Linked DNA regions of Homo sapiens: region 2 is linked to region 1. Evidence: chromatin loops called from intact Hi-C (ENCODE). Cell type or tissue: endothelial cell of umbilical vein. All regions are shown on one strand. Links, peaks and the distances in the headings refer to the core of each region. The heading gives the core; the rest is flanking DNA. Region 1 overlaps LINC02058 (long intergenic non-protein coding RNA 2058). Region 2 overlaps ARB2A (ARB2 cotranscriptional regulator A).

Region 1 (11,773 bases), core at 1,184-9,183:
TGTGAGGTGAGATACAGAAAGTGGAGAGTGAGGGCTGGGCATTTATTCTCCTGGCTCCCTTCCCTCCACATAATCCAGTGTTGGTTGTTTCCTATAAAGTAGTTACTATTTATTTTTATTTTACAGATGAAAAAAGTGAACTCAGAATGGTTGGCCGAATGCGGTGGCTCATGCCTGTAATCCTAGCACTTCGGGAGGCTGAGGTGGGCAGATTGTGTGAGGTCAGGATTTCAAGATCAGCTTGATCAACATGGCGAAACCCCGTCTCTACTAAAAATACAAAAATTAGCCAGGTATGGTGGTGCACACCTGTAGTCCCAGCTATTCAGGAGGCTGAGGCACAAGAGAATTGCTTAAACCCAGCAGGCAGAGGTTGCAGTGAGCTGAGATTGCGCCACTGCACTCCTGCCTGGGTGACAGATGGAGACACTATCTCAAAGCAAACAAAAAATCGTTAAGAGATTTATACAATTAACAGTGACTGAGTGGCACTGTCAGGATTTATATTTCAGCATTTAAAAAAATCACTCTGCCTCATTTAGCAATTGGATAATCACAAGTGATCCAACTTTTATTTCTCAGACTAGTTAGAAACATCAGTCTGAAATTAATTTCTCTACCACTGAATTCATTGTTTTTTTAAACTTATGCTCACAGCAAAGGATGAGGAACAAGTTACCATAGCATTTATTCCATGCATGTTGAGCTGTAGAATCCTACAGAATTTGTTATCCAATGTGTTAAAAATCATCTAGCTTTATAACAAAAAACCAAGAGTTGACCACATTTTCAAAAAAGCGTAATAACTGTCTTGAAACATGTCCTGAATACAACTATAATAAGATGTCTTAATTATAACTTACTTTTAAGAATTATTTGAACTTCATTTTTAGGTTAAATAATAAAAATTTGTTAAAGATTTTAACAATATTGAATTACATATATTGTCTAACTCAATAATGTTGACCAAACTCTCAATGAGAGAGTTTTAAAAATCATGTGGCAAACCCTTTAGCAGAAGTGTTTCTGTATTATATTTGTTAACTAGAAAAAGATGCTACTTTACTATTAATTTAGAGAACAAATGCAAAAGATATAAAGTAAATTTAGGCACAATGCAAAATGTTGAGGGGTTTTAAATCTTAGGAGTAGTCTTGTGGGAAATAATTGTTTAGGTCTTGAAAATTTAAACCTTCTACACATTTTGCTAAAACATGATATGTCCAATATCTCTACTCTTTCCTCAAACATGAATAGCTTCGTAAAAAGGTGTTCATTCACTTAAGGACATCCGTGAGTTTCCTTAAATACGGAAAAGGCAAAAAACATGAAAGATGAGAATGAACTCCAGTGTAAATACAGATAAATATGGCGACAGCTGTTGCTGAATAGTTACAGAATTAGCTTGAGAAATGAAACCTCTGTAGTTCACACACAGGCACACACATACACACACACACACTTTGGATTTATTTATGAAACAGCATCTTCTAAACACAGAACCTTGCATTGCAGAAAAGGCAATTAAATAGAACAGCATGAGGTTGTCAATCACTTCAACAACTAACAAAAGCATTGACTATCAAAGCAAATAATGTTAATGTGCAAAAAGGTACCTTGCTATCAAAGCAAATAATGTAAACATGCAAAGGCAAAGAATTCTCTGTATCAAATGTCACCATTTTAATGTTCACCATTTTTGTGACTGTTTTTGCATATGCATGATACTATATCAGTAATTCTGAAATTTGATATAGAATTGGCCATTATCATTTCTTAGAGGATTTGGTCATCCTGTGATGCTTTTGTAAGAGGTGGGGACTTTCTTTTTCCTTCTTTTCTTTCTTTTTTGTGTTGTTGCTAGTGTTATACAAATAAATGGACAGTCACAGCTTATCATCATTTAAGATGCATGTGCATGCTGCAGTTTACTGAAACATGATTGGTTGCTACATAAATCAATCTGATAGAGATCGGTTCCATGAAGAAGAGATAAATCATTAGCCAGAGCTTTTAGAATGTAATTCATTTTAGATAGTGATTATTGATGATTTAATTTTAGCAGTACATGTACAAGTCTAGACCATGATTTTATATAAAATGTTAACACAGAAGAATGTATTCATCTTAAAAGTGAGTATAAAGAAACCAATTAGAAATTTACATGCAAAACATGTTAATGAAGTGGCAGAGTTGTGAAGTCCACAAAGTTCTATTTATTAAACAAGTTAGAATGTTAGCATAGTCCTCGGGAAATTTTTAAGAAATATTTCCTTAAGACTCAGTGGTACAAAGAAGTGTCCTCAAACTTCATTTGACTTACCACACTCAGATGACTGAAGCTCAGGAATATTTTAGATATACATCTTATGCACCTTGGCCTCTAAAAACAATAGTTCTTCATGCCCTTAGACCCAGCACTTCTATTCATTTCAATTGAACAGCATTTAGTAGGAGTCCACCTGAGCCAAGATCCTGTGCTTTGAGATGCACTTTTTGTTTTCTGTCATGTAGATAAGCAGGAAAGAAGGTATGTGTATTCAATGGTACTAACATCAATAACTCCAGGAGGCACTGGTATGAGACTGGCCAAGTCATACTGAGAGGTGAACTAGATGGGCAGTGCCCAGGGCTGCTGTCTTTAAGGGTACTAGGACATTATTAGAAAATTAACAGGATGGAAGAATTATATTTATCAGAAAAATTCCAAGGAACATAATATATGTACACTTTTGAGTGACATACTTTGAAAAGCCACTCGGAGTGAGGATGAACTGGTCAAATAACAGTAGCTGGTCAACAACATATTTTCCCAGAAATGTCTTCAGTTTACTGAGTGAGGTATTTGAGTTCTAGGTCAGAGGTGAAAGCTGCTTCCAATGGGACTCTTCTTTCTTAATCTTTCCCTCATGAAGTCCTGCTCTGAATAAATGGGAACAAATATTTTAACTATACTGGTTTGCAGAGAAACCAAATTATTGCCCTGTCCGAGTGCCTACATGTTTAAGTCCCTGCAGATCAGGGGAGGTAAAAGCACAATGACAGACTTCAGAGAAACGTTTTATGTCATGTCTCTCATCTTTACCCCAGGCTAACTCAGAGTTAACCTTCCCGGGTTTTTCTAATCAACCCCTAGTCTTTACAAAGAAAATTCCATTCCACCAAGAAGACATAATATGTTAAAAATCTGAGTTTCTGATCACTTTTGCAGTTTTCTTTTCCATCTCATGACTCTCCGTACACAGTCACTCGCTTTTCCCCCAAAAGTGTTGCTATCCTCAGTCTACACTGGCTAAGGCTAGAACTAGGGGACTCATCAGCCTGCAGGCTCCAGTTCTTGCCTTATCCCTTTATACTTGCAGCTTTGATATTCGCATATTGCCTTTGATTCTGAGTGATCTCAAGATGCCAGGACCTCTCCTTAAATCACACTGGGTGCTTCATTTTAGATACGAACTTACCAGTGAAACAGGGTACCCAGGTGGTCACCAAAATTTGTTTGAAAATTAACTACTGGAAGAAAGGAACATCCTGTCCTTTAAACTGCACAGCTTTTCCTCCCATCTTGATCAAAATAAGATAAAGCAAATATTTTATTTTGAATGAGAAATTTTGATATATTGGTGAGATAAACTCCCATATATGATAATACAAATAATCGTATTCTTTGCAGATCACATCATGTTTTCTTTCAAGAAAATAAAGTTTCCCCCTGTGGAGGTCACAAAGAATTTGAGGGTCTTAATTCTAGATGAGACAGAAGCAGGCTAGCCAGTATAATGTGAAGTAAGAAGGGTGTGTGTGTGTGTGTGTGTGTGTGTGTGTGTGTATAAAGGAGAGAGACGTTTAGGAGGAAGCTTCTGGAGGTGTGCACACTTGGGGAAGTCATATAAATCTAGTGTTTTATTCTATATTTATTTTCTTTCTTTTTTTTTCTTATTATTTCTTTCTTACAGTTATCCCTAAGCCTTCAGCAAAATTTTGTTAGATATTTGAACCTGCTATTGACTGTGCTGTGGGGAATAATGAGACAGACTCATGTCCACACTTAGCACAAAATGGCATGAAGGGAGCAGAAATGGCTTGAGGGAAGTCAGACTCAGGCAGCCAGAGGGTGCCGGCGGAGGGTGTGACTGTAGACAGAGACAGATGGCTGGGAGGGGTGAAAGCGACCACCAGCACAGGTTCTGAGACATATAAGCAGTCTCTGGAATTCTCAGAGTTACTAGGGCACGAGAAATTGCTAAAAGACTAAAGTCCCTGAGGGTGGGGGTCTCAGACTATTGTTGTATAGTCATTAAAGGGAAGGGTGACCCCTGGAGGCGAGAGCAGCCTACAGCGCAAGCTGTCTTCAGTCACAAATTCCTTCAAAATGCATTCCTTAGTAAATAATGAAAATGCCCACCCCCTCCCCAAATGCCAGCTAAGCATTTTGAAAATGCATTATTTTATTAGACCATCTTATTGAATTAATGCACAGATACAGCTAAAGGAATAAATGCAGACTTAGCAGTGTTTAGCCTCCCAGGCACCACCTGCTCCTTGATTCTCCTGAGCTAGGGATTCAAGAGCCCCACTCTTCCCGAAGACACTACAAAACATTTGCAATGGCACACTTATACTCTCACCCCTCTCCAAGCCTGTCTACCACCAGAGAGTCTCAGTTTGTTAATGCAGTACATTTTCTGGAGTTAATTTTTTTTTCCCCTTATAGTCTAGTGAATAAGCTTCTTAACAAGATTGGAACATATTACATACTTTGGCTTCCCCATCAAGCCTATTGCAGAGAATTCTGGATGCAGTGGTGAGACTTTCTGAACTGAAACTGCACAGCTAGGAAGTTATATTTTCAGCTTGATCTCAAAGTTTGTAAACTGGTCTGTTCACAGGGATGCAGAGGTGTCCACAGTAGCTCTAGTGAATGTAGAGCTGTACCAGGCCTGGTAGAATATCTTTGAACCTTTGAAAATGCATTAGTCTTTCTCTACTAACATTCTCAATTTCACCAGCTCAGAAACAGATTTTGTATCTTAAGTATAAGTTATGATCCCCAACTGTCTCGCAACTTAAGTTCTGATCAAAAGTAGATTTGTTCTACAGCCTGGCTACGGAAAAGGCCTGCTTCCTCTGTATCCTCATTCAAAACTTAAAATAAATAGTATAATGTCTGTGTATGCAATTTCTAATGGAAGTATTTTCTGAAAGGCAAAACTCAAGAGTTATTTGTTTAGTTTTGATTAAAGTTGTCAAAGGCATTCTACTGAAGTAAAATAAATTATATTTATATAATATTGATTGTTTTAATCTAATAATTTTAATTTTAAAATGTTGGTCAGTGCAGCTGTTTAGGCACCAAATGATCAGGTAGTGATGATTGTCTGAAACTTCAAAAATCAGAGCAAGAAATTGTCATTTATTGTGTTCTGACTTTATGGAAGTCTCAATGAATGCTACAAACTTTTCCAAGTGATGTTTTACAGAATTGCTTTTAAAAACCCCAGAGGGTAAACAGTATTCTCAGAATAAATAGAAAAATGCTGACCTTGTCAGATTTAGCTGCTGAAAGCCAAGCTGTTTTAAGACTTGGAAGATCAAGGGTCACAGTTATAAACAACACAGATAAAAAAAGAAGAAAAAAGAGGAAGAAAGTAAGAAAGCTGGAAGGAAAAATAAAGTATAGTGAGTTACACCATGAATATAAGTAATAAATACATTGACCTTGACAAAAAGGGAATGAGATACTTATGTGGAAATATAAAATAAAAACAAGGCAAAATTTTTTTTAAAAACTCGCAGCCCAAAACTACTTGAAAAAGATGTTTCTTAGAGTATATTTAGAACCGGAAATGAGTCACTTTAATTTCATCTGTTTTTGGTTTCAGAAGGGGAGAAAGGTCAAAGCTTCTTTGTTTTAAGTGAGCTGGTCACTCCTTCTGAAGTGTAAAATGATAGGGGTCAGGAGTCCTAATGAAACAGGCATTTCCCAGACACCCAGAGCTGCAGAAGAGGTCTCCATAGTGGCAGGCCAAGAACTGGGCTTCAAAAAGGTGTTTTAAACAAAGGCAAGGCAGAGCTTGACCCTTTCTTGACTTTCACCATATGGACAACAGGATGTAGAAATTGGCCATTCCTTTCTATATTTTCATAAATTATCACACATTATAGCCCCACAACCAAACCATTATAGTGCCATTCACACCTAGGCCCAAGACACAGAGGTATATTTTTTATATTGCCCTGGTACAGGTGATGTTTTCTGTTAAGCCTAGATGAACTGAAACAATATTAGGAAGAAATTCTCATTGCTGAGAACAAAAGTACGCACTAATAAAAAAAGTGAGTGTTCTTAAACCTACTGGATTCAACATCCTTTGAATGGGAACGTTAAAATATAATACATCCAAAACAGTGTTGGGCTCAAGCTGACTGAAGAGACAGATTTTAAGAAGTGAGCCCTATCTTTACTCTGAGCACGGAAGGCCAAAACAAACTGTCTTCTTCAGCAAGAAAGTAAGAATACATTGCTTTCTATGTCTTCACCAGATTTGTCCAAGGTAAGGAGGTCTGGACTGTGGAGAAGATGGAGTTTGGAAGGATATGCAGCTTATAAATGCAGTTAGACACAGAGGATTTCCATTGCATCTCCAGTTTGTTGGTGGCTGGTTCCTCCTTTGCTGGTCTCTTTTATTCCATCTGGAAGATTCTGTTCATGTACACCTCTGAACTCTAAACTAGTTGTTCCTGACTTTGTCTCTGCAACATTTTTTCAGGCCTGTTGTATTCCTGACCTTGCTTCCTCTGTGCAATATATTTACTCCAGGTCATCTCTACCATGCCTGTCACCATTTTGCTTAATGGTTGGGGTTTGATGTTTTTGACCTTGGGTTGAACCCAGGAATGAATAACTTCTCTATACTGGCTCAGTGGCTGAATTATCAGTGTCTTTCCCTGACAATGTGCATGTTTTCAATGATTAGAAATGCAGCCTCCAAATAAGGAAAAAGGATAATATTTGCATAGGCCGTGCTTAGTTGCAGGTTTTGGAGCCGGAGATGTTCCAGCATAGATGCCTGTTCATAGAAGTGCTCCAAAATTGTATTTAGTGTAATGACACGTCCTCTTTAAAACCCTTTATAACTTTCTTCTTCCCTGGCCTCGTAAGAGGATAGAGAAATGTTTCTCGGCCATTACATGCGACTCTTTACAGGTTATCATATTCATTATGTCATTAGATTTACCACAACCCTGAAAACTTAATAGAGAAATTATTATCTCTAAAAGTTATACCACTAGCAGGTGGCAGGTCTGGAACAAACATCCATGCCCTATTGACTACAATACCAGTACTCTTAGTACCATGCTATGCCTCTCTCTCATATTATTATAAGAATAATAAACCTATAGTTGCAGAGTTGTAGAGCTGTATGAAGCCTTAAATATCATCTAACTTAGCCACATTATTGTTACAAAAGAGCAAATGTGACTGAAGAAGTGGCTTACACAGAATTATTGGCAGAAAACATCATATCTTCTGACTTCAAATCACACACACACACACACACACACACACACAGGAGATGACAAAAGGAAAAGAGATTGAGTCAGAAACTAATAAAGCTTAGGAAACACTAATGCAGCCAGGTGCAGTGGTTCATGCTTGTAATCCCAGGACTTTTGGGAGGCTGATGCAGGAGGATTGCTCGAGGCTAGGAGTTCAAGGAAACAGAAATGAGAAAATTTTCAATATAGTCATGGTTTCATGGTAGAAAAGGTTAGTAAAGACTAGATTCTGTATAAAAAAAAACTTCAAAATCATTAGTTTAATTTTTCTTAACTACAGAGACTATGAAAAAAGGCTAAGTTTTTAATAATTTTTTTCAAAGCTAATGCCTTATTGGCTCTTTTAAAAATTATTTATTGAGTATCTTCTGATCTATAAGACGTAGTTGATGATATAACTGTGACCAGCATATAGTGTCCACTCTCAAGGGATTCTTTGTGTCATAGAGGATTGTGGCAGTTTTAAGCCATGGCTACAATTATTTGACACTCCACCCATCAAAAGATGGGCTCTATGTCCCCTCCCATGCACCTGAGTGGGCCTACAATTACTTTCCTTCTGAGGCTGAGTAATATAAGGTCATGCACTTGGGAACTTGAGCTGGTAAGAAGCCCAACTACCATGATGTCACCATCCTGGAGGGGCAAGACACATACTCCATATGTAGGCAATGGCACTCTTACTGACACTCCCACCCATGCCCAATATTCCCACTAGTGCTGCCAAGGCACCGAACATGTGAGTAAAGTTTGACTTTCCATGTCCATCTGCTGGGTGAATGCCACCAAGTAACTCTGTCACTTGTCAGTGACCTGGAATAGAAGAATCACTCAGCAATGTTCCGTCCAAATTTTTGACCCACAGAAATTACGAGACTTAATAAGATGGCTGTCATTTAAGTTACTAAGTTTTGGGATTGTATATTATATAGCAATAAACAACCATAACAATGAGATAATAAATATATTTTAAGGAATTCAGAAATAATAGAAGTAATAGAAGGCATGATCCCTGATCTCTATGAATTTACAATTCACTTGGGGGAAAGGGGTAAGAATCACTAATGAAGCAATTAGAGAGATCAATAAGAGCCAGAAAAATCAAGGAAGTATAGGAACAAGTCAAAATTGAAATGGATCTTGGAGAGGCAACTTGCCCTAGTGATGGAGCAATTCAGAAGAAGACAATGATATTTAGTAAACTTTAAAACTGATATTATTAACAGTAACAATGATAGCAACCACTTATTTAGTGCTTATTATGAGCAAATAACTCTCTAAAGTTCTTTATATATTATTTCAGTTGCCTTTTAATGAACTTTCAAAATACGAATTGTCATGCCTTTTATACCTAGGAGGAAATAGAGCAGCTTCCCAGGTAACATAGGTAGTGTGGCAAGACCACGACTCAAACGGACTATGTGTGACTCATGATTTTAACAGGGGTTCTACACTACTCCTGTGAAATCACTTTTCACCAAAGTAAGAAATATAACTGTATTATATCCATAGCTTACATAGAACTTGATTCATATTAACAAAATTCAGAATAAATCCTTTAATTTTTAGATAGTAAGTAAATAAAAGGGCACATATTTTTACCTTGTCCTGAGTCCACAATATAAATATGATTATTAAAATTCTTTTATCAATATTTCTGAAAGTCATATAAATGTGTGATTTATTTTACAGAAATTTCAATAAGTCTCATTTTTCTAATTGACACATTTTAGCTTTTTTTCAAAAAAATAATATTTTATTTTAATTGAGACATACTAAAATTTCTAAAAGGTACTCGGGAATTTTCCTTACAAATCCTAAGAAAATACCCTCTGTTACGTAGTAGAATGAGTACAAGATTGGTTATTTCATTGAAAGTATTTTAACCTCTATAAGCAATTAAACCAACACGAAATAAGTTGAAGGAGCTCAAGTTTTAACAGACCGAAATAAATGAATAATCAAAAACATATTTATTTTTGTTTTAACTTAAAGAAAACACATGTGAAAAGGTGCAAAGATCTGCAGAAAAATAACATTTAAGTGGCCACCCGATATAGATAGGATATCAGTGGCTTGGGCAGTATTGTTCTCTATGATTTAAAGGGCCAGTAAAAACAGTTTCAATTCTGAAGCGATAATCACAAACTTTATATCACTTTCTCTGAAACCTCCTCTCTCCGGAAGAGAAGGAAAAGCAGTACAATGTGCTCATTGAAGAAGACAGCTCTGTACAGGCAGAAGAAGAAGCAGAGTCCTGTGCAGCTTCATTCTAATGTAGACTAAAGTGCATGGTATTGTTAGTGAGAAAACTTCTACAAATAGAGATAATTCTTTATCCAGGAGAAATGAAAAGAAATTACAACATAGCCAGCATAGGAGTGTTTCAAAAGTACAAATCAGTGATGCACACACACACACACACACACACAGCCCCAGATGTCAATGGTCTATTTTTCATTAAATAATTGAATTAAGATTACTTGAAAATAGATTCAATGTTTGTTGAAAGAAGTAAAATAGCTGTAGTTGTGTTATTGTTTGACAACATGGGTATTATCAACATTTGTTCTTTCATTGTTTATTCTATTATATGGAAATATCAAAATTTATTAATTTAACCCTCTAATAGTTGGGCATAGATTATTTTTCTTTCTTTCACTAGTACACAGAACTCAACTGAATAAAAATTTTTGTGCACATTCATAATACTTTCTTTAAATATATTTTTATAAATTAACTGACTGGTCAAAGGCACATTTTTCAGGCATTTCTTACATATGCCAACTTGCCTTAGAGGAAGGTTGTGCCAGTTTATAATCCTATAGCCTAAGAGAGCACTTGTATTTTTTTCCAGTGAGTATAAAAATTTAAGGCTTTTTTCTAATGTGAAAAATATCTTATTTTAAAAATGTGTAAATTTACTAAACCTCATTTTTCCATATGTTGTCTTTTAATTTTCTAAATGCATTTTTTGATACATTATTTTTTAACCAATTATTTTAATATGCTCCTTAAAGTTTCTCACTTTCTTGTTATGATAAGTCAGCTATAATTTATTCTAGATTTTTATGGTTTAATTATAAAAATACATTTTTAGTTCACCTAGATTTCATTTTGATGTATAGTGTTTGAAAAAAACCCTAGTTTTTTCTCCTTTTAAAAAAAAGTACATTAAAAGCTATACATCCAAATGAATTTTTTCTTCAAAGTCATTATCTTAGGTAGTTAATAACATATTTTAATGATACTCAGAACATATTTGTAAGTTTTCTCTAAAATTGTCTTTAATGCCAGTAGAAACTTATAAAGCCACATAAACACATCACTTTGGGATTTATAACTGTGCTTTGATTTTGATCAGAAGTGAAAAGACTCAGCTTGATCACTTATCTCATTCAGCAGACTTGGCTTTGATTGGCTTTCTGCTCTTTCTAAAAATAAAATCTGACCTCAATTGATGAAGATGCACCATCACTAAGAATATTTCAAAGGGTCTATACCAAAGATACCTAAGAATTCCTGAAAGAGGACTTCCAAAAATATTCGGAACAGTGGAATAAGGGTCTGCCCTCTTATAGTGACTAACTTGAAATTGGCAATACTCATTTTATTGTATCCATTCTGGTTTTGTTGTTTAAACTTTGTTTTCATTATTTAATAATTTTACTGTTTATATTTCCTCTAAGAATCAACTTGCTAAGTGAGCAATCTTGTGTATTAAACATCTCTTGTGTGATTTTAAGATGTCAATATACTTTTAAAAAACAAAACAATCCAAAACATATTTATACCAAAGCAGTATGTGTGTGTGTTTTAACCAGCAGATCTTGGACATATATAGCACAGTATCTCACACATAGGAATACAATTATAAACAACATTCTTATTAAACATATATTCTTCTTCTAGTACATTTAGTAATGAGAAACAGCAGTAAACATAGGACACAAATAATACGTAAAGGTAGTTAATGAAATATATATTCTAACAATACTTTTTTGGGGCAGAAACTTCATTTCCAGAAATATTAAATAAAGCATAGGATATAGTCTGGGATTTCAGGAAAGGAAAGAGAAGTTTTATTCAAAGATGACAAACTAGTGGACCTGAATTCTTCCTGTGCACTTAAGTTTACTTTTCTTTAATGTAAATGCTATTGAGTGAGCCCTATACCCTGAAGCCAGAGCTGGACCCTTACCCTGGCCCCCAA
Region 2 (11,773 bases), core at 1,163-9,162, 1.0 Mb before region 1:
AGCACTTCCAGCATCACTAGTGGCACTTCATGAGTCTCATGGTGTTATTCAGAGTTTCCGGTATTACACTAAACACAATGAAAAATATGCAAGAACAGTGAGAAATCACTTTTTACTGGGATATGCAATTTACTGAAGAGACAACTGCTCGCACAGATTAGTATTACATGACATTTTAAGGGGACATTCACAACACTTGAGCACACAATAGCAAAGGAGATGGCTACGAAATTATTACAGCACTGCAGTATGAACTGCAGTGAATTTTATGCAGTTACGATTTTATACTGCATCTTTACATTTGTTTACATTTCTCTCAACTGTGAATGGTACCATGTATGGTGTGTAAGTGCTTGTGTGCATAAGTTTTGATAAATTTTAATTTTCTATAATATATTTGTGAATATTATATGGTATTAAATGATCAAATAGACTGGTATCTACATATATTTTATGCATTCATGACATGCCTAACTTCTTAATTTTTTTGATGTTTCTAGGCCATGCAATTCATCTGTAAGTTTTCTGAAATTGTCACAAGTCCCCCCAAATTTTTTGAATATATTTATTCAAAATATTCTGCATATAAGTGGACCCACACAGTTCAAACCCATATTGTTCAAGGGTCAATGGTATGTTTATCTTATTCTGTCACACAAAATTATGGTCTGTGTTAACACTGCTAAACCTGTGTCCTCATCTGAAAAGGGAAGATGGCAGCAGTATGAGCTCTATGGCTCGTTATGAAGTTATGTGAAATAATCCATGTAAATATTTTAAGACACACCTGGCACAGAGTCAGCACTTAGTCTTTATTATTACTCTAACTACGCAAACAATGTGCCAGTACCTATGATCCAGGCACGAGCCCTAAAGCTATAGTATATAGTGGTTTATACTACTGTGTACTATAGTGGTTTATTTTATTCTTCAATAAAACAACAGAGAATCCTGTGGATTTTTAATTTTAATTGACCTGATGTATTACAGATCGTATACTATAATTCCTATATAGAAATATATTTTTTTCTATAGAGTCTCAAGAAAAAAATAAAGCAAATGTACACTTTATGGAGATTTAGGTGTGTGAAAAATAAGCTCATAATCAATTTGTGAAAACATTCAATACAAGCCTTGTACCTTTGTCTAGAAAAGAGTTGTCTAAGTAAGGATGTTTCATTAAACTTTTATTCAACTTTCTAAAATAAAGTTCATTTGAAAGAGACATGAGTTTTTACTTTCCCCCTCCCACTTGCTTATAGTAAAAAGGAGGAAAAGGATGAGAAGTATTTATATATGTCATCTTTATATTCCAGCAGTTTGAGATACCTAATAGAAATTGGAGTGCTCTGAGCTGGGTAAATTCAAAAAGATTGGCGAAGACTAGAAATTATACTAATGTTCAAATTAATAACCTAAACTTACAAAGCTAACGACCATTTGGGCTATAAATGATTGCCAATCACAATTGCCTAAGATATGTTACCGTGCTCTCCAATTTTCATCTTAAGAATTACAATTCCCTTCATGGTCTATGTACCTTATTCTACAATGAAATAAAACTTATATTACCACTTTATACAATCAAAAAAATCTTTGCTAATCTACTTTACCAAAATATTCTAAAATAATACACTATTTAAAAAATTGATTCTTCTCTCTTCTAGAAACTTGACAGTAAATTTAATTAAATAAATTATTTTTAGTGTCATTTACAGGTAAGTCAAATTATTAAAGAGATAATTACCAAATCTTTATAAAAGTTTTGAAATCTTTATATAAATATATAAAAATATATTAGACCCTAAGTTCAAGTCCTCCTTTCTTATCCCAACAATATATGTGATTGAATTCGTACACAGTTGAAGTAAATTTATATCTAAAACATTGCTGCTTCCCCAGACTTTGTTTTCTCCCTAACTTTGCTGACACTGGAATTACCTGTGGAATCTTTGAAAAATGCTAATGCCTGATACCTACCACCAAACACTGAGATTAAATTTGGAGTGCTTAATGTTTTACGGGTGATTGTAATGTACATCAGAGTTTGGGAACCACTGCCCACTGTTCAAGTTTCACTTTTGACTAATTACATCAGAATTTCTGGGGGAAGGGAGCTGACGAGGGAATAAGTGTATTTTAAAGCATCCCAGGTGATGGCAATGTGCAGCCAAGGTTAAGAATCACTGTTTCATAGAATCAGGGAAGAAGTCAGAGAAATTGGGAAAGAAAATAAACTTTAGTACTTAGTGACCAAATACAGGAAGCAATACGGGACTCTGAGAACACAGAGTTTGAAATTTGGGGCTAGGCGCAGTGGCTCATGCCTGTAATCCCAGCATTTTGGGAGGCCGAGACGGGCAGATCGCCCAAGGTCAGGAGTTTGAAGCCAGCCTGGCCAACATGGTGAAAACCCATATCTACTAAAAATACAAAAATTAGCTGGGCATGATGGCGGGTGCTTGTAATCCCAGCTACTCGGGAGGCTGAGGCAGGAGAATCACTTGAACCCGGGAGGCAGAGGTTACAGTGAGCTGAGATCTCACCATTGCACGACAGAGCAAGACTCCATCTCAAAAAAAAAAAAAAAAAAAAAGAAATTTGGAAGTAACCTAATATTTAGTCTTTCCCACTTACTTTATGAATGTAAAGTTAAGTTACTTCTTCATGTCCTACATCTAATAAGTGGACATCACTTCTTCCCACACATGTGTTTACACATGCGTATACACAATTTCTCCCCACTACTTCCTTTCTGTAATTGTAATATTTTTTGTTGGACAAGAGCAGGACACTTGTACTATCACTGACAAAAGTTGGAAAGGTAGATTATTGTATTGAGTATACACTGGTGAGTTTAGTTGTTGATTGGTTCAGTTTGAGAAAACAGGTATTTAAAAAGGAGATTATTTTTATATAAACTTAGGAATAAAGAAATGGTATTCAGGTATGAAATTAGGACCACATTGAGAGTCATTAACAAAAAGGGACAAGTTAAAACTATAAATGTGGCTTAAGAAAGAATAGAGGACATCAGAGGGTTGAGGGCTGAGTCTTGAAAAGCAACCACATTTTGGGGCTGGTACAGGGAAATGGGACAAGGAAATACATTATAAATGTTGAAAGAACCACTGTTTTGTTTTGTTTCTGAGACAGGGTTTGACTCTGTTATTCAGGCTTGAGTGCAGTGGTGCAATCACAGCCCACTGCTACCTCAAACATTTCGGTGAAGGGTATCCTCCCTCCCCATTCCCCCAGTAGCTGGGACTACAGGTGAGTGCTGCCATGTGTGGCTAATTTTTTTAATTTTTTGTAGAGATGAGGTCTTATTTTGTTTCCCAGGCTGGTCTCGAACTCCTGGACTCAAGCAATCCTCCCGCCTTTGCCTTCCAAAGTGCTGGGATTACAGGTGTGAACCACTGCACCTGGCCCACTGTTTTTTATGTTGCAGGAAAGAACAATATAATTTTTTTTTCTTTGCAGTAATGACACAGAGTATACATAACAATCATGCAAACATTTGATGATTGAATAAATGAAGCAAAACATTATATGAGGTGTTTTTATTTTTTGAAGAAAAAGAACTGGAGTACAAGAAAACACACTGGATTTGGGATAAATTGATCTGGCTTCTAGTTTCTCCTTTGTCTCCTACTAGCTATGTGAATTGTGATAAATAACTTGATCTTCCTGAATCCATTTTCTCATTTGTAAAATGGGGATAATGCCCCTTTACAGAGTTAGTCAGAGGGTTAAATGAGATGAACTGTACTGCACTGTAGCAATATCATCAACATTATTAGTGGGGAATTCAGTAGGGGTTAAAATTTGGAGTTAGACCAAACCCAAGTTCAAATGCTAGCCCTAGCCACTGTGCCCTAGAGCTGGTTACTTAACTTCTCTGAGGTGTATTAGGAAATGAAGATAATACGCATACATTTGTCATTATTTTGTTGAGATTAATGAGGATTAAATGAGATACTATAAGAAGGGAAAGAATATGTTTGTAAGCTGCAGTTATTTATTCATGTTACAAATGGAATAGTCCAAATGCTTATGGCTCTATTTTCTTTTTATGATAACATCCCCATGCTTTCTTTTCCTCTTTATACTTTTCTTTGTAAAATTTCATTTGCTGCTACCTGTCCTTGTTATTACCTGTATCTATCTTGGAAGACCTCTGCCATGAATATTTCGAAAAGTGAAGGCTTTCCTTGAATTTAATGTTCCTTTAGGATCTGCTCAGAGTAGAGAGTTCATACAAAGCACCCATTGTATGGAATGTTTCCTCTAGTTTGCTGTTACTAACTGAGGTCAGGAAAGTACATAGTTTAGGGGGTTCTGAGGGAAGGGGGCTAATAATTTACATAAGCTATCTAATGCTCAGAGCTGGAAGAAGCCAAGACAGAGACTCTCGAAATTACAAACTGATGGAACAAAATGTGACTATTAATGCTGACCCAATATGTATTTCTACTTTTGCCTCACACCACACTTGAAATAGGTCATATTTTTAAAGCATAAATGCCATCAGTTGAAAATACTATTTAAATTGTCTTATTAAACTTGGTAGAGCATAGATAATACATAATATTAGTCACTGTTTTAATACATTGTAAATATACATTTCATACTTTAAATTTAAATGTATGCTTGATGATAGCAGCTTTGCTTTTTATTTGGCATAAAACTAAATGCCAAAATGCATTTAAATAGTAATTCTTAGTTTCTGTTTCTCACTTAGTTATTGCCCTGATAAAATTCTTCGGGTTGACAGTTTGCTTCTGTCTGTTTTTCATGCTTATGTGCTATCAGTTTTTCTCACAATTCACAATGATAGAAGGAGAGTGTGTTTATATAATAACATTTAATGCTCTTACTTGCAAGAGCGAATTAAATTATTTTTAATGATATATGTCATTACCTATAGTGAAGACTGATGAAACGTTTCTTTTCTGCAAAATAGGGATAACACCCATACTTCAGCTTTACTGTGATATGGAAAGCATCCAGCTCAACATCCTGTACTTGGAAACCTTGAATACATTGAGAATACTGGTAAAGAGATATGTGTATTGGAAACAAATATTAAATGAAAATATAATCCAGCCATGGTAGAACTCTTTCTCATCACACTAGCTTTCCTAATCTTTCTTCTGGAATGCTTCTATATAGAATCCTTTTATGATCTTGCTACCCAACATGAAGTATCTTTCTTCCATATCATCTTCATTCTCTTTTAAAGTCCATACTTGGCAAACCTAATATACACGTATTAATTGAGGATTTGAGGGAGGGAGTAGAGAGTTAATAAAATCATAAAGATAGCTCATTCTTCAAGATGATAACCATTGCCTATATTAGTGGTTCTCAGATATTTGGGTTTCATATGTTTGTGTGAAAGTTATTATATTATCTTCAGTTTTATTTCATTTCTTCATGATCCATGACAACTTCTTTTAAGTTTTATGAACCTGTGTTTTGGACCCAGTTAACCACATCTTTGTGATTATCTGCTTCAACCAAGAATTTGATCATGAATAGATGAATTATATGATGAAATAAAAGTCTTTGTTCAGCATAGAGTAAAACCTTGATTATCTGGTATGCTCTAGGATCCTATACTGCATTATTCTCAGAAGTAAGTGAAAGCAAGGGCACAGAATACCTGTTTATGCCTGTAGTTAGAAAAATGCAACTTGTCTTTGATGGTCTTTACTAGAAATATTTTTGAGTCCACAAGATGGCAGTATTACCTCATAAAGGTAAACAAGCCAATGAAGAGCCCAATTGCTTGGTTTGCCAGTACAAATAAAGGAAACTTTGAATGCAACTGAAAAACTTGTGGTCATTGATAGAGTGTGGAAGACAGTGTAATGGATGATAGCAGAACACCAAAGTAGAAAGTTACTAATTCTGTAAACGATTTAGTAAAAAGAGTAACCATGTCATGTGATACGGAATCTTTCTACTTTTTTCCTCTACCTTTTACATTTATGGGAAAGAGGTGAATATCAAGAAAACAAATTTCATAAGGATCCCTTGGCCTCTACCATATTCAGTCTAGTATTTCGTTCCATTCACGTTTATAGCATAAAAATAATGGGTTAATTACTCAATGTTCGGTAATGATGACCCTGATTATCGAAGCAGCATTATATGAGGGAGGGTAACACGTTGTAGGAAAGATTTTCACGAGTTCTTCTGAACAACCCTCAGTTATTCACAAGTTATTCTTAATAACCCTCAGTTATTCAGAATACCACCTGCTCTGCTGTATCAATGAGTTTTTATACAGATCTAGATTAGGTAAAAAATTATGAAATTTATTTTATTCCGGATTTGGGATATAAATTAATTTAGTATTTTACAGATAAAAGGAGTTATGATTTCTTATTCTGCTTCTATGTATTTCTGATAAGATACTGTATCTTATTCTAATAGTTTAATTATTTAAGTGCTTTACTTAGACCATCCAAATGTAATTTTCAGATAAATTAAGTAATTTCAAATTCAGTCTTTGTTCACTCTCTCACTATTTAATCAAGCACTCACAAAAACAATTTATTTTGAATAAGATAGTACTATTTTGGATGCCATATTTCACATTTTAACTGCATATAACTTAAGAAATATTAATTCTCACTGACACTTTCAACATTGTTAAACTTTATAAACATTTACATTACAGCATAGATTACTATAACTTAAGGGAAAATTTAGAATCTTATTTTCCAGTTTTCCTATTCACCTCACAACATTATTTTCATATGGAGTACTCATAGCTCTATATTAGCCATGGTTACAGAATTCAAAGTGTTACTAACAAGGAAAATCTACAGATTCCCAAACCCTCCTTGATCATTATTTATGCCTTTTAAGACAGCTAATAAGATGTAGCAGATTTTTCAGAGTTTAGTTTGTCTACTGTGACTTTCTTTGTTCACTATCTTGAGTAGGAAGAGTAGTCTAAATCTGCGGGATTGTAATAGGAATCTTCCATGGAAGGATGTTCTAGGTCACAGAAAGGAGAATATTTTATCTAGACTGATCTTGAGGGTGTAGTTTGATATTTCACACTCTAAAACCAAGCTCTGTCTATTGTATTATTAATTAAACTCATTTTGCATTAAATTGGTGTGATTAAAATTATTCAATGTTATAATAGTTTAATCACTATAATAATTTCAAGGAATATTCTTTCACATTTAGCTTTAGCATAAAATTTGTAGAAGTTTATATTGGACCAGCAACCATAAATTTTAGTTTGTTACATAGGCTTAAAAGTGAATATTAAAAAACTGATATAAACTAACCCAAAGAAAATTACTTAAACACAAAAGTTGTCTGGGAATTTTATTATGCCATCTTAGTCTGCTATTTGAGAGTTCTGAACTTAGGATATGGTTAGTGCTCAAATAATCTAGACTTTTTTTTATCCTTTTCTAAGGAAGTAAGCAATAGGACAGCAAAACTGACTGGAAATCAGTTTTTCATTCGGCTCATGCTCCAAGCTGTTCTCTTGTATAGATGCTATCGTTATTGGCTCTAGTATCCGAGGAGGACAAAGTAATGAAGGAAAGTGACAAGGTCATAGAGGTAGAAAAGGGGACGCTTGCAAGAATAGAGAAGTAGGAGGTTATATGAGTCTTAGCTGAACATGACCCCTTGCTCCCTGTCCTTGATGCTGATAGTTCTGTGAAGACAGTTCACAGCACTGGGAGAGTAAGAGCATCAAAACTGACTTTTCTCCTGGCCGACAGAAAATCTTGTTGATTAGTTTAAACACAGAAGGAGGCTTTTCCAGCCCCTTTGACTATAGAAACTCTACATATGGGACCCTTTTAGGAAGATTAAGTGTGGGGAATCAGAGCAATATGCCACATCTGCTCTCACCAGCCTTAGAATTAGGGCAAGGACTTAGCACCAGAAGTACAGAGAAAAAGGAGACTATGGGGAAAATAATAAACGTAAAGATGTTATTGAAAAGAATAACCTAAAAGCAAACTCCAGAGGGAGAAGAAATTATCTCTGAAAGAACTTTGATACAGTTAGTTATGACAGTTGTTTATTAACTTAAATTTTCCAAAGTAATATGTATGCTAAATTTTTTTTTAAAAAAATGGTCTTCCTTTACATGAAAAATAAATGCATAGAAGATCTTAGAGGTGTGGCAGATTACCTTTGGAAAACACAGCTATATTCTAAGATGTTGTGTTCAGTAAGGAATATGAAGAAGAAAAAGAAATATGAAGAATTATTTGCTTGTCTTTATTCTTGTGAGGCACTTGAAAGTATACTATGAAATTTTAAATTTTTTAGCAAGTATGGTATTTGGGCAATAAAATGCATTTAATATTTCTTAGAAAATATTTAGGATTTTTAAGTTTTTTTTGTTTATCATGGGAATATGCCTTTTTTGGGACCAAAATAAAATTTCCATAATTTTAATGTGTGATTTTACACTGTCAGGTTATAAATATGGTGTTTTTGAAGTGTTATTATATTTGCTTTGCAGAACTTTTTAGGTAAGTGGATGGAAACTAGCTATACAGTGGAGATTTAGATCATAATGAAATAAAAACTCAAAATGGACACGTTGAATCAGACAGAGGTTTAATATCTTTTAAAAGGGTTCAATCAGTTTTCAAAATCCAAATTACACTAATGACATAGCCTAGAAATACAAAGATATTCACAGTACTAAATACCTTTCATTTTGTGTTGGAACCTTATTCTGAACATTTTGGGAGCAAGCAAATTATGATAAAATATCAAAATTGATGAGTTTACTGCAGAGTGTGAAGAACCAGAGTAAATTAGAATTCTGCTCACTAAGTGCCTCAGAGCTTATTCCAACTGACTCATCAAATGAAAAATTCATCAATTAATCCTCTGACAATAACGATATATACACAAAAATCAATCTAGAATTGATTTTTTTAGTCTGAACATGAAAACTAAGCTCTGACTTATACATAATGTGAAATTTCTCTTCATTTCGACTTTATTATTGAGTATAACAGCTGAAGTGTTCATATAATTATTTGTTCTGTGTCAACTACAAAAGTGTGATTGTTTGAGAAAGAGTATATGTGCTGTGGAGATGTTCTGAAGCACAATCCGAGTGAGCTAATAAAGTTGTCAGATGCATGTAAGAATACAGCTGATAGGAATCCCTAGAAGGCAGCCAATAGAGAGGGACACTGATCACTAAGCCCTGATGGGAGACCACCCAGGACAGTTAACAGTGAGCTGAGTACTGAGGAAGATCAAAGAAAGAGAAGTGTAACATACAATCACTCAGATCTCAGACACGGATTAAAAAGAACATTGTAGGAGTGTGATTTCTATGAAATGTGTTTGTGTGTATGTGTGTGTGTGTGTGTGTGTGTGTGGTGACTAATGCCACAAACAACATGAACTGTAGAAAGGTGAACCTTTTCCTATTTTGTCTCATCTACTTGCTAGATATAAATGCTTTAGAATGCACTAAGCATTGAAATGATCTTCTTGCTTTAATTCAATAATTCTGTGTACTTCTTCATAGATTTCCAAAGAAGCCTTCTTTCAAGCTTTTTTCTAGTTGTTAAGTTTCTTTCTTCCATGTAACATATGTGAATATCTCAAGAGAATAATCCAAGACAAATATTAGTGGGTTTTGGTTTCGATTAAAGAAATCTTGACAAAATGTATTCCGATATATTACTACAAAGGAAAACAATCGCAAGGGTCTAATTGAAATTTACAGTATTCTGAGTCTTTTTACCTACAAATTTAGTGGTTTCAAAACCTATATTATTGCTGCTAGATTCTTAATTTCCATAATATAGATTCTACTTTGAATTTTTTCAGACTGTATTAGAAAGTTCTCTGTATTCCTAAAGAGAACTTAATATTGCTCTAAATGCTGTAAGTCAGCACACTGTAACAAAAAGAAACGTACTCTTCCAGTATACAGTAATGTTAAACAACAATGAGAGGATTCAGGGGAAATGTTAAGCTAGAGAACGCTGTCAGTATTACTTATCTTACATGTAGTAAATTTTGATGACTCTCTTCTGAATGTGAATTCTTGTAGGAAATGAACATTAAACTGTTTTTATGTTTTATAGATGTTCAAAAAAAAGCTGAATACATATGATTCTGAAGCTATTAGAATTTTTTCCCCTGTCACAATAGCAGTAAGAAAATTGCAATATAAATGTCTTCTTGAGTGCATAGCATATGAAATAATGTGTTTTTTCCCTGTAGTTTAAAATGTTAACTGTATTTTAGGTCTCATTCTTTGTATATGCCTTGACAATTATGATTGCTTGATTAAAGAAAGAGCTTTTGTGCTAGTTATGTGTCACAATACCACATATATTATATCTGAACAGTATTTATCATGTTCTATTTCGGATCAGGTCAGATATGTCTTGTGAAGAACTAAAGTAGTATAGTATGTATTGTTAAAATCTTTTGTTACTAAAATATTTATGGCATGTTTCTTGCTGTCTTTTTTAAGCAATGTGGAAAATGCTTATTTTACCTAAGTAGTTTACCCAATAAAATACTCTACATATTTGTTTAAAGCACCTTAAATAGTTTAGATTTTTTTCTGAACATTTTTAGAATCATACTGTAAAAGGACATATGTTACTGCATTTAAAAAAATGTTCATCTATACTTTTTTCAGCATTTTGGTCTTTATATTCTTTTGTATCAGATGTGTTTTTCAAGGCTTTAAGAAGATCATATAGTTATATAATTGCCCCCCCATGGAAATATACTTTATCAGAGAATAGGTAATAAAGAGTAATGTGTAAATAAGTATATCAGTACATGTAAGTTTATTTTCTGCCCTGTATGTCTACTACAAAGTTGTATTTTGTTTTGTCATTTAATTTTATTGTGATAAATATATAATAAATGAATGAAGTCAGTGATATATATATATATGGCTAGTATAGAATAGATGCACCTGTATTAGCAGACAGCTATGTCAATGTAGTTACAAATGTTTGAATATATTTAAAAGTAAGGAAGTTAGATTTTTTTATAATTCCTATAGTTAATACTTATTCTGTTTATGTGCAATCTTTTTCATCACAATAAATTTGTATAGCTAAGAATTAGTCATTTTGTTAATAATAGATAATTATCTTTCTCTGCAAAAATTTTTAAAACCCTCTTTAAGACTTAAAATATTGTTATATACAATTATATAATATCCAGTAGAAAAAGAATTACATTGGTTTTGTTCTTTATTCTATATTTTAATTTAAGTAGGGGGGCTTTCATATTTTCAACAAAAAAACTGAAAATTTTAATAGGAAAAGGAAACCTTAATTTTTTTCAAGAGGATTATTTTAGGCTTTTGAAAATAGTAAATTAGTTTTATATTATACCTCCTATAGTTTTTACTTACCAATTCTATTTTTAAATGTTAGACTATAACTAATTTATGGGCAGCAGGGGGCAGAGGTGATCATGGGGAAATAAAAAGGTTTGTTTTAGGATAGAGCATGAGAGCTTGATTTTAGGGAACATGAGTTTAATGCTCTGTAGATATAATACGTTTGTAGAGATCAATAACATTTTTTTTTCATTTTTCAAGATTGTCCATTTTTACCTTTGTTAATTCTGGTTCATTCATAAAATAAAAATAATTGACAAGTTAATCATACATCTCAATTCAATTTCATTTATTCAGCGGTGCTATTACTTAAGAGTTAACTGTTTTGTACATACTTTGACATTAATTATCTCTTAAAATTACTAACTGTTA

What was found. A loop is a pair of places that touch in the nucleus more often than their neighbours do. Peaks named below come from ENCODE experiments on the same cell type or tissue, not always from the same donor. Only the 100,000 strongest peaks of a DNase experiment are listed, where the experiment ranks them.
Region 2: a loop joins it to region 1, with 3 times the contacts of the local background. A loop is called at or near these places in 2 of 110 quality-filtered maps.

What each region holds. Positions count from the first base shown.
Region 1 is chr5:92,902,239-92,914,011 of GRCh38, reverse strand. It overlaps LINC02058 (long intergenic non-protein coding RNA 2058), which reads left to right. Exons shown (of 3, transcript XR_001742811.3): 2 at 1-6; 3 at 127-1,896. Among named protein-coding and RNA genes, the nearest start is that of LINC02058, 32 kb to the left of the region's middle. In endothelial cell of umbilical vein, for the core only: a CTCF peak has its summit at 4,325 (motif pointing left); DNase peaks (open chromatin) are centred at 4,311 and 5,911; H3K27ac peaks cover 1,024 bases.
Region 2 is chr5:93,909,254-93,921,026 of GRCh38, reverse strand. The region is part of intron 6 of ARB2A (ARB2 cotranscriptional regulator A); the gene reads left to right. Among named protein-coding and RNA genes, the nearest start is that of POU5F2, 170 kb to the right of the region's middle. In endothelial cell of umbilical vein, for the core only: a CTCF peak has its summit at 5,726 (motif pointing right); a DNase peak (open chromatin) is centred at 5,766.